Regions from separate parts of the Homo sapiens genome. Here region 2 is linked to region 1. A link is a contact called in ENCODE Hi-C or POLR2A ChIA-PET data. All regions are on one chromosome and are shown on one strand. Each heading gives the region's core, a stretch centred on a gene start or an enhancer-like site at or near the end of the contact. The rest is flanking DNA. Distances are from core to core; before and after follow the strand shown.

Evidence for each region. Hi-C counts contacts between places; a loop is a spot of excess contacts on that map. ChIA-PET counts read pairs that join two places held with the same protein, here RNA polymerase II (POLR2A). Pooled maps may share reads with other maps.
Region 2: a pooled map shows a loop between it and region 1 (2.3-fold over the local background). The contact joins two enhancer-like sites. A Hi-C loop is called at or near these places in 5 of 168 maps with a recorded cell type or tissue (colonic mucosa, heart left ventricle, posterior cingulate gyrus and 2 more), 1 of 37 single-sample maps with no recorded cell type and 7 of 50 pooled maps. POLR2A ChIA-PET finds 5 or more read pairs at or near these places in 1 of 52 experiments (H1).

The regions. Positions count from the first base shown.
Region 1 is chr22:46,118,656-46,122,502 of GRCh38, forward strand. No RefSeq gene overlaps it. Among named protein-coding and RNA genes, the nearest start is that of MIRLET7B, 6.9 kb to the left of the region's middle. Within about 2 kb of position 1,435, at least 5 of the 41 ENCODE cell types and tissues checked have a DNase peak (open chromatin) inside an H3K27ac peak, as active enhancers do.
Region 2 is chr22:46,230,921-46,234,778 of GRCh38, forward strand. PPARA (peroxisome proliferator activated receptor alpha) reads left to right here. Exons shown (of 9, transcript NM_005036.6): 8 at 872-1,319. Among named protein-coding and RNA genes, the nearest start is that of CDPF1, 17 kb to the right of the region's middle. Within about 2 kb of position 2,576, at least 11 of the 41 ENCODE cell types and tissues checked have a DNase peak (open chromatin) inside an H3K27ac peak, as active enhancers do.

The DNA of each region.
Region 1 (3,847 bases), core at 185-2,684:
CATTTCCTGGGTCAGCCCCACACAAGTCCTGGCCCCGAGTAAAGATACCATATCCAGGCAGGCGCTGTGGCTCCCACCTGTAATCCCAGCACTCTGGGAGGCTGAGGCAGGCACAGCGCTTGAGCCCAGGAGTTCAAGACCAGCCTGGACAACATGGCAAAATCCCATCTCTACAAAAAAATACAAAAATTAACTGAGTTTGGTGGCTCACGCCTGTGGTCCCAGCTACTCGAGAGGCTGAAGTGGGAGGATCACCTGAGCCTTGGGAGGTCAAGACTGCAGTGAGCCCAGATCGTGCCACTGCACTCCAGCCTGGGTGACAAGAGTGAGACCCTGTCTCAACAAATAAATAAATAAGTAATACAGTTGTCATATCCTATGGAGCAGCTGGCCTGGGGGGTCTGGGTGTGGTGGGGAAGGATTTGAAGGCAGATGCTGGGGGACAGCAAGGGAAGAGAAGGGGGAAACCCAGGGAGGCAGCAGGGGAGGGGTGGCCTCCAGAGGAAGGAAGAAAGGGGGAGGGGAGGCAGCAGGGGAGGGCAGGGGAAGAGTTGTGGCTGGTGCTAGGCCTGGGGTGAGTGTGGGAGGGGTTCACCTGGGCAGACTCACGGGAGGTGCATTCCAGGGTCAAGGAAGGAGTTAACAGAGCCTGTCAGAGCATTCGGGGTGCCGGGTGGGGAGGGATGGCTGGTCCCCGAGTGAAGAAGGCCAAGCTGTGTCCACAGAGGTCATGGTGAGCCCAGGAGTCCAGGAAGGGCCCAGCCAGGTTGTCCACCGCCCCTGCCAGGCCAGAGGAGTTGAGGCTTTGGGTAGCACCCCGCAGGCCCAGCAGTAGAGCTCATATGGCCTGGGGTCACCTCCGGGGGGAGGCACCCTCCAGTGCCCAGCCAGGGGCAGGCTGAGTGCGGGCACCGGAGAGGCCAGCTAACAGCAGGAAGCCCAGCCCTCGAGTGATTGCCCCCTGCAGCCCTAATACATGACAGAGGGGCCTCGGGGTGGCAGAAGGAACACAGGCTGCAGAAACCACCCAGCAGAAAGGTGGCAGCCAGCCGTGAACCAATCCCATGGCCCAGGGCGAGGCCCTTACCCTCTCTGTGTCCTTATCCAGGCTGAAGACAAGGAGACCTGGCTCTCATGGGTACCACGAGGTCCAGGGGGCAGCAGGCAAGTGCCCTGCAAATGCCAGCCAGGGCAGGCCAAGCAGACCAACGTCCTGAGATGAGACAAGACCCAGCCTGCTCAGCACCCCGCAGTCTGGCCTCCTCCCCTAGACACACAGGGCTGCGCCTGACCCCAGGCCATCAGCAGGCGGAGGCAGGGGGCAGTGGGTGGCAGTGAGGGAGGAGACCAGCCGCTCCCCTCACCCACTTTGATCTTCTCCATCAGCTGCCAATGCCCTCAGCCCACGGAGGAGTGAGTTCCTGTGGCAACGCAGGCGGCCCAGTGTCCTTTGCCACGAGGGAGAATGCACGCTGTGGGATCTGGGGATCCGGGGGTGTCTGTGATGGGGTGTTTGGGGCTGTGCTGCGGGATGGGGAGGAGTCTGAGGAGGCGGGGCTCTGGGTTGGATGCTCTCAGGACGCAGGATCGTCCTCCGATCAGCGATCTTCACAAGCCCTGTCTCCAGGGCAGGGAGCCCAGAGCGAGGCTGGAGCTGCGATTGCTGACGTGGCTGCAGTCCCCCTGCTGCCTGGGCCAGGAGAGGCTGGACATTCTGTGGCTTGGATGGTGTTCATGCTGTGGTCTGTGCTCAGACGTGATTATGAAGGGGGTTTTGATTTGTCCTGACCCTCACAGTCCCAGAGCTGATGCAGATGCCCGCAGGTGGACACCCAGGGCCGGTCATGTGTCAGGTCTCGCCTGCCAAGGCCGCTTCCCCTTCCTCCGCCCTCCCTGGTACATTCTGTGTCTGCCTGTGTGAGCCCTGCCCCATGTGCCCCGTTCACTAGGCTGTGAGCTCCAGCAAGCGTGTCTTCTCAGCACCTAGTCCAGCACCCAGCACACAATAGATGGTCAATCAGTGCCCACTGAGGCCAGGCACAGTGGCTCACACCTGTAATCCCAGCACTTTGGGAGGTCAAGGCGGGCGGATCACCTGAGGTCAGGAGTTCAAGACCAGCCTGGCCAACATAGTGAAACCCCGTCTCTACTAAAAATACAAAAATTAACCGGGCTTGGTGGCGGGCGCCTATAATCCCAGCTACTCAGGAGGCTGAGGCAAGAGAATCACATGAGCCCGGGATGTGGAGGTTGCAGTGAGGTGAGATCATGCCACTGCACTCCATCCAGCCTGGCAACAGAGAGAGATGCCATCTCAAAAAAAAAATGCCCACTGAATGAACAAACAGGTTAGAGTGAGGACTCAGTCAAGTTGAATAGGGTGGAGCCTAGCACCATGGGGAAAGTGGCAGAGGGGGCTGCAGGGCAGGCCAGCAGTGGGGGGAAGCCCCCAGGGGACCCTGGGGACCCAGGCTGAGGAGGTAGCTGGCTGGCTGTCTCTCTCAAGGGCCTGGGAAATGCTCTTGGATGGCACGTTTCCTGGACAGATGATCCACAGTTGCTGCTCACGATGCCCTCTTGGAGTCACGCTGTGGTGAGCCTATTGAAGGCTCTGACAAGGCCTGCAGGGAGGAAACAGGTCCGTGTGACTTGGTTTACCCACAGTTTCCCAGGCTAGCCTGACTGTACCAGCTCTGGCTTTTTACGTCAGACCAGTGGCTGTCCCACAGTGCAGGAGCCAACACAGGGGTGCAGCCCGGCCTGGCAACCCTGCATTGGCCACCATGAAGGGAGAGGTGTTTGTGGGGGTATAGAGCTCTGAGAGGGTGGCTGCCAGGGCTCAGGCCAAAGGATGTGCTCAGATGACAGTAATGACCAGGGAGTGTTGGAGGTGTCAGGTTTGAGAAGCTATTGAAGGGTGACATTGCTGGGACCTGGGGACCAGCTGGGGCAGAGGCAGGGGTGGCAGGGAGGCCCAGGTCTCTCTAGGTGGGTGGGTGGATGGCCACTGGGACAGAGGAGCCAGGCTGGGGAGAGGTCTGAGCAGGCGAGGTTTAGGACCTGTCATTTGTGAGGTGCCCCAGGGACTGACCTTGAGGGCTGGAGGCCAGGCCTTTGCTGCCAGGGGAGCCACCTAGACCCACCCTGCGACACCAGACTCAGTAGCTGCCAGTACCCCCACCCTCCCTGCCCACCCTGCCCTAGGGGCTTCCAAAGAGAGGCCTGGCTTTCTTACTGTCTCGCCTGGGGCCCTCAGAGTCAGAGAGCACACCTCACAATCTACCCCCATGGGACTCAGCGGGCTCAGGAGCAGCAGAGGGAACAGCAGCCAGGCCTGGGACAGGACTTAGAGCTGGGCAGTGCTCTGAGCTGCTCCATGAGGCTGGCTCAGGGCTGGGAGCTCCGAGGACAGGCGCTGACACGTGGTCGTTGGTGCTGCCGCTCTAGGCAAAGCTCTGGGCCATTGTGGGGTCCCCCTTTCCCCAGCGAGCTGGGCCTTGGGCCTGGGCAGGGCCTGGCTCCTAGGTGTGAACCCCAGACCTGGTCTCATTTCCTTGCTATCAAGAGTGAGGCCACTGTCTCCTACAAAGATGCTGCCGAACATGGGCCCTGGGACCCATGCTGGGGAAGCAGGCGGGACTTGCCAGTGCTCATGGCTCCCAGGCCTTGGCGTGGCCAGGGCAGGTGCACCGAACCTCAGGCGCTGGGCTCAGTCCTCCGTCCTTGCATGGCCAGGCCCCCACATCTCCTAAGTCACTTAAGCCCAGCTGCAGGCGCTGGACAGGCGTCAGGAGCCCTGACCTCTGCCCCTACTCCAGGCCCTGCCTATCTGAGGGACCTGGGGAGC
Region 2 (3,858 bases), core at 1,326-3,825, 110 kb after region 1:
TTAAGAATGATCGTAATTAAGCCTCTTGCAATAGTCATTAGTTCAGAGAATATTTAAGAATATTAAAGGTGCTTTGCTAATGTCCTCGTTAGTTTTGTTTTGACAAAATCAGTACTTCAGTTTCTTGTTTCTTTTTTTTTTGAGACGGAGTCTTACTCTCGCTCTGTCGCCCAGACTGGAGACTGGAGTGCAGTGGCACGATCTTGGCTCACTGCAACGTCCACCTCCCAGGTTCAAGCGATTCTCCTGCCTCAGCCTCCCGAGTAGCTGGGGTTACAGGCACACACTATGCCTGGCTAATTTTTTTTTTTTTTTTGAGACGGAGTCTCGCTCTGTCACCCAGGCTGGAGTGCAGTGGCGCAATGTCGGCTCACTGCAAGCTCTGCCTCCTGGGTTCACGCCATTCTCCTGCCTCAGCCTCCCGAGTAGCTGGGACTACAGGCGCCCGCCACCACACCCAGCTAATTTTTTTGTATTTTTAGTAGAGACGGGGTTTCACCATGCTGGCCAGGCTGGTCTCGAACTCTTGACCTCAGGTAAACCACCCACCTCAGCCTCCCAAAGTTCTGGGATTACAGGCGTGAGCCACCATGCCCAGCCCAGTACTTCAGTTTCTTAGCGATGAAATCCACCCAATGTCAGGCGATGACTATTATTATTTTACTGATTTATACTGTTTGTTCTCTATTAATGTCTTATTTTCCCCAACCGATTTTGAAGTTGAGTAAGGACTATGTTCCGCGGGTATCTTGAGTCCTCTGAGGCACTGAGCTTGGTGATTTGGACGCAGGAGCTGCTCATTAGTGAGCTGATAGCTGGGAGCATAGCGCATCCCACATCACCTGACTTACCTTGGTGTCCTCCTTTGTAGCCTTTTGTCATACATGATATGGAGACACTGTGTATGGCTGAGAAGACGCTGGTGGCCAAGCTGGTGGCCAATGGCATCCAGAACAAGGAGGCGGAGGTCCGCATCTTTCACTGCTGCCAGTGCACGTCAGTGGAGACCGTCACGGAGCTCACGGAATTCGCCAAGGCCATCCCAGGCTTCGCAAACTTGGACCTGAACGATCAAGTGACATTGCTAAAATACGGAGTTTATGAGGCCATATTCGCCATGCTGTCTTCTGTGATGAACAAAGACGGGATGCTGGTAGCGTATGGAAATGGGTTTATAACTCGTGAATTCCTAAAAAGCCTAAGGAAACCGTTCTGTGATATCATGGAACCCAAGTTTGATTTTGCCATGAAGTTCAATGCACTGGAACTGGATGACAGTGATATCTCCCTTTTTGTGGCTGCTATCATTTGCTGTGGAGGTGAGTGGTTGATTTAATCTGCTGGTATCATGTCACTGACAGGCTCCTGTCTTGAAAAATTTGACAATGGGAAATCCAGTACCAGCCTGAGCTGTTCCAGTGGAGGGGACACTCACATGGTGGGAAGACGTCTGACCCCCAGTCACTGCTGAGAATTCAGTGGGAATTATAACAATATTGTATAATATTATAGTATATATTGTTATTATCTATAAATACATATTTAATATTATGTAAATGTATGACATTTTAATCATAATATTAGCCAGGTGTGGGGGTGCACACCTTTAGTCCCAGCTACTTACTCAGTAGACTGAGGCAAAAGGATCTCTTGAGCCCAGGAGTTCAGGTTGCAATGAGTTATGAATGCACCACTGCACTCTAGCCTGGGCAACAGAACAAGACCTATTTCTTTAAAAAAAAATTATATATTTTGCACAAATATATATATAGAGAAAAAGAGGTCGGACATGGGCCTGTAATCCCAGCCCTTTGGGAGGCTGAGGTGGGTGGATCACTTGAGCCCAGGAGGTTGAGACCAGCCTGGGCAACATGGCAAGACCCCGTCTCTACAAAAAAAAAAATAGAAAAAATTAGTCAAGTATGGTGGCATGTACCTGTAGTCCCAGCTACTTGAGAGGCTGAGGTGGGAGGATCACTTAAGCCCAGGAGACAAAGGTTGCAGTGAGCCAAGGTCACGCCACCACACTCCAGCCTGGGCGACGAAGAATGACCCTGTCTCAAAAAAAAAAAAAAAAAAAATTATACACACACACACACACACACATTTCGTTTATATTATATCTAATATTATAAACAGATATAATTTATATATTATGATATTCCTGTATATATTATATAATGATGTTGTATTCATATTATAGACAATATTGTATGAAGTGCTATACAGATGTCAGTATAGTTGCTGTCACAGTTGGTTATGTTGATGAAAAGTATATTTCCTAATGCAAAATATAATATCAGTCAGCAGCCAAGTGGCAGTGACTGCAAGGTTTGCTTTGCCCGAGGAAGCAGATCCCAGGGAAGGCCGATCTGGTCCTCTCTGTGGAAGCTGGCTCTGCAGCCTCCACATTTTTGGCTCGGTGTCACGTTCCTTTAAATAGCCCCATCTCAGGTCTAGGAAGGTCATCCACCTACTGCAAACTCGGCTGACCTTACCCAGGGTTGGTGGAGACAGATGGGGTCTCCCACACTGCCTGCAGCCATACTGCGCCTGGGGGATTGACTCACTGTCAGCATGGAGCTGACTCAGCCCTACCAGCCGTGCCCGTTACTGTGTGGCTGGGCACAAGTCAGATGAAGGAAGTCCTTGCGCTCTGGCATAAAGTGTACAAAGACAAAGCAGTTATGCATAATTTGTCCTTTAGTATGGTCAGGATGTAGCATTGTGGGTAAAATGCAGTTGCAGAACTATTTATATGTAGCATGATCACAGTTTTATAAAGGAAATTATAATCCTATATCAATCCTATGTATATAGAAAAATGTCCAGTGAGATATATGTTAAACCTATTATGGTGGGATTAAAATTATGAGGGGGGATTTCTATTTTTCAAAAGATTCCTCCTTTTTTTTTTTTTTGAGACAGAGTCTCCGTCTGTCACCCTGGCTGGAGTGCAGTGGCACGATCTCAGGTCACTGCAACTTCCGCCTCCTGGGTTCAAGTGATTCGCCTGCCTCAGCCTCCTGAGTAGCTGAGATTACAGGAACATGCCAGCACACCTGGCTAATTTTTGTATTTTTAGTAAAGATGGGGTTTCACCATATTGGCCAGGCTGGTCTCAAACTCCTGACCCCGGGTGACCCACCCACCTCGGCCTCCCAAAGTGCTGGGATTACAGGCATGAGCCACTGCACCCGGCAATAATTCCTCTCTTTAGAGACTTAATAGTTATAGCCCCAGCCACTCTGGAGGCCGAGGCAGGAGGATTGCTTGAGCCTAGGAGTTCCAGTCCAGCCTAAGCAACAGAGCAAGACCCCATCACTAAAACAATACAAAAACAAGAATTTTAGAAATAAAAACTTAATAATTACATTTACAACCAAAAACAATGAAGATGTTTAAATCCTCATCACTAGCAACCCTGTTAAGAATCATAGTAATGACTGGGTCTGTAAGGGAGCACCGCCTGCTGAACATGGCTCAGGGCAGTATTTTCTGGACCAAGAATCAGGTCTCATGCTTTGAGACTGTCCCAGGATGTCTAGTGCCAGCTACCCCAGGCAGGTCATCTGGTGTGAATGTTGACTCTTCCTGCACCAAGTCTCAGACCTGCCCCACCCTCCTCCCCACTCTGGGTCTCCTGATCTTGGCTCACTGCAATCTCCGTCTCCCAGGTTCAAGCGATTCTCCCACCTCAGCCTCCCGAGTATCTGGGATTACAGGCGTGAGCCACCGTGCCTGGCCTACAAAACCTAGTTCTAACACAATCACTCCTTAAATATGGTGGAACACTTGAAGCTTGATATCTAGTTTGGATTCAAAAGCTTCATTTCCCATATTATGCAAAACTGGTGG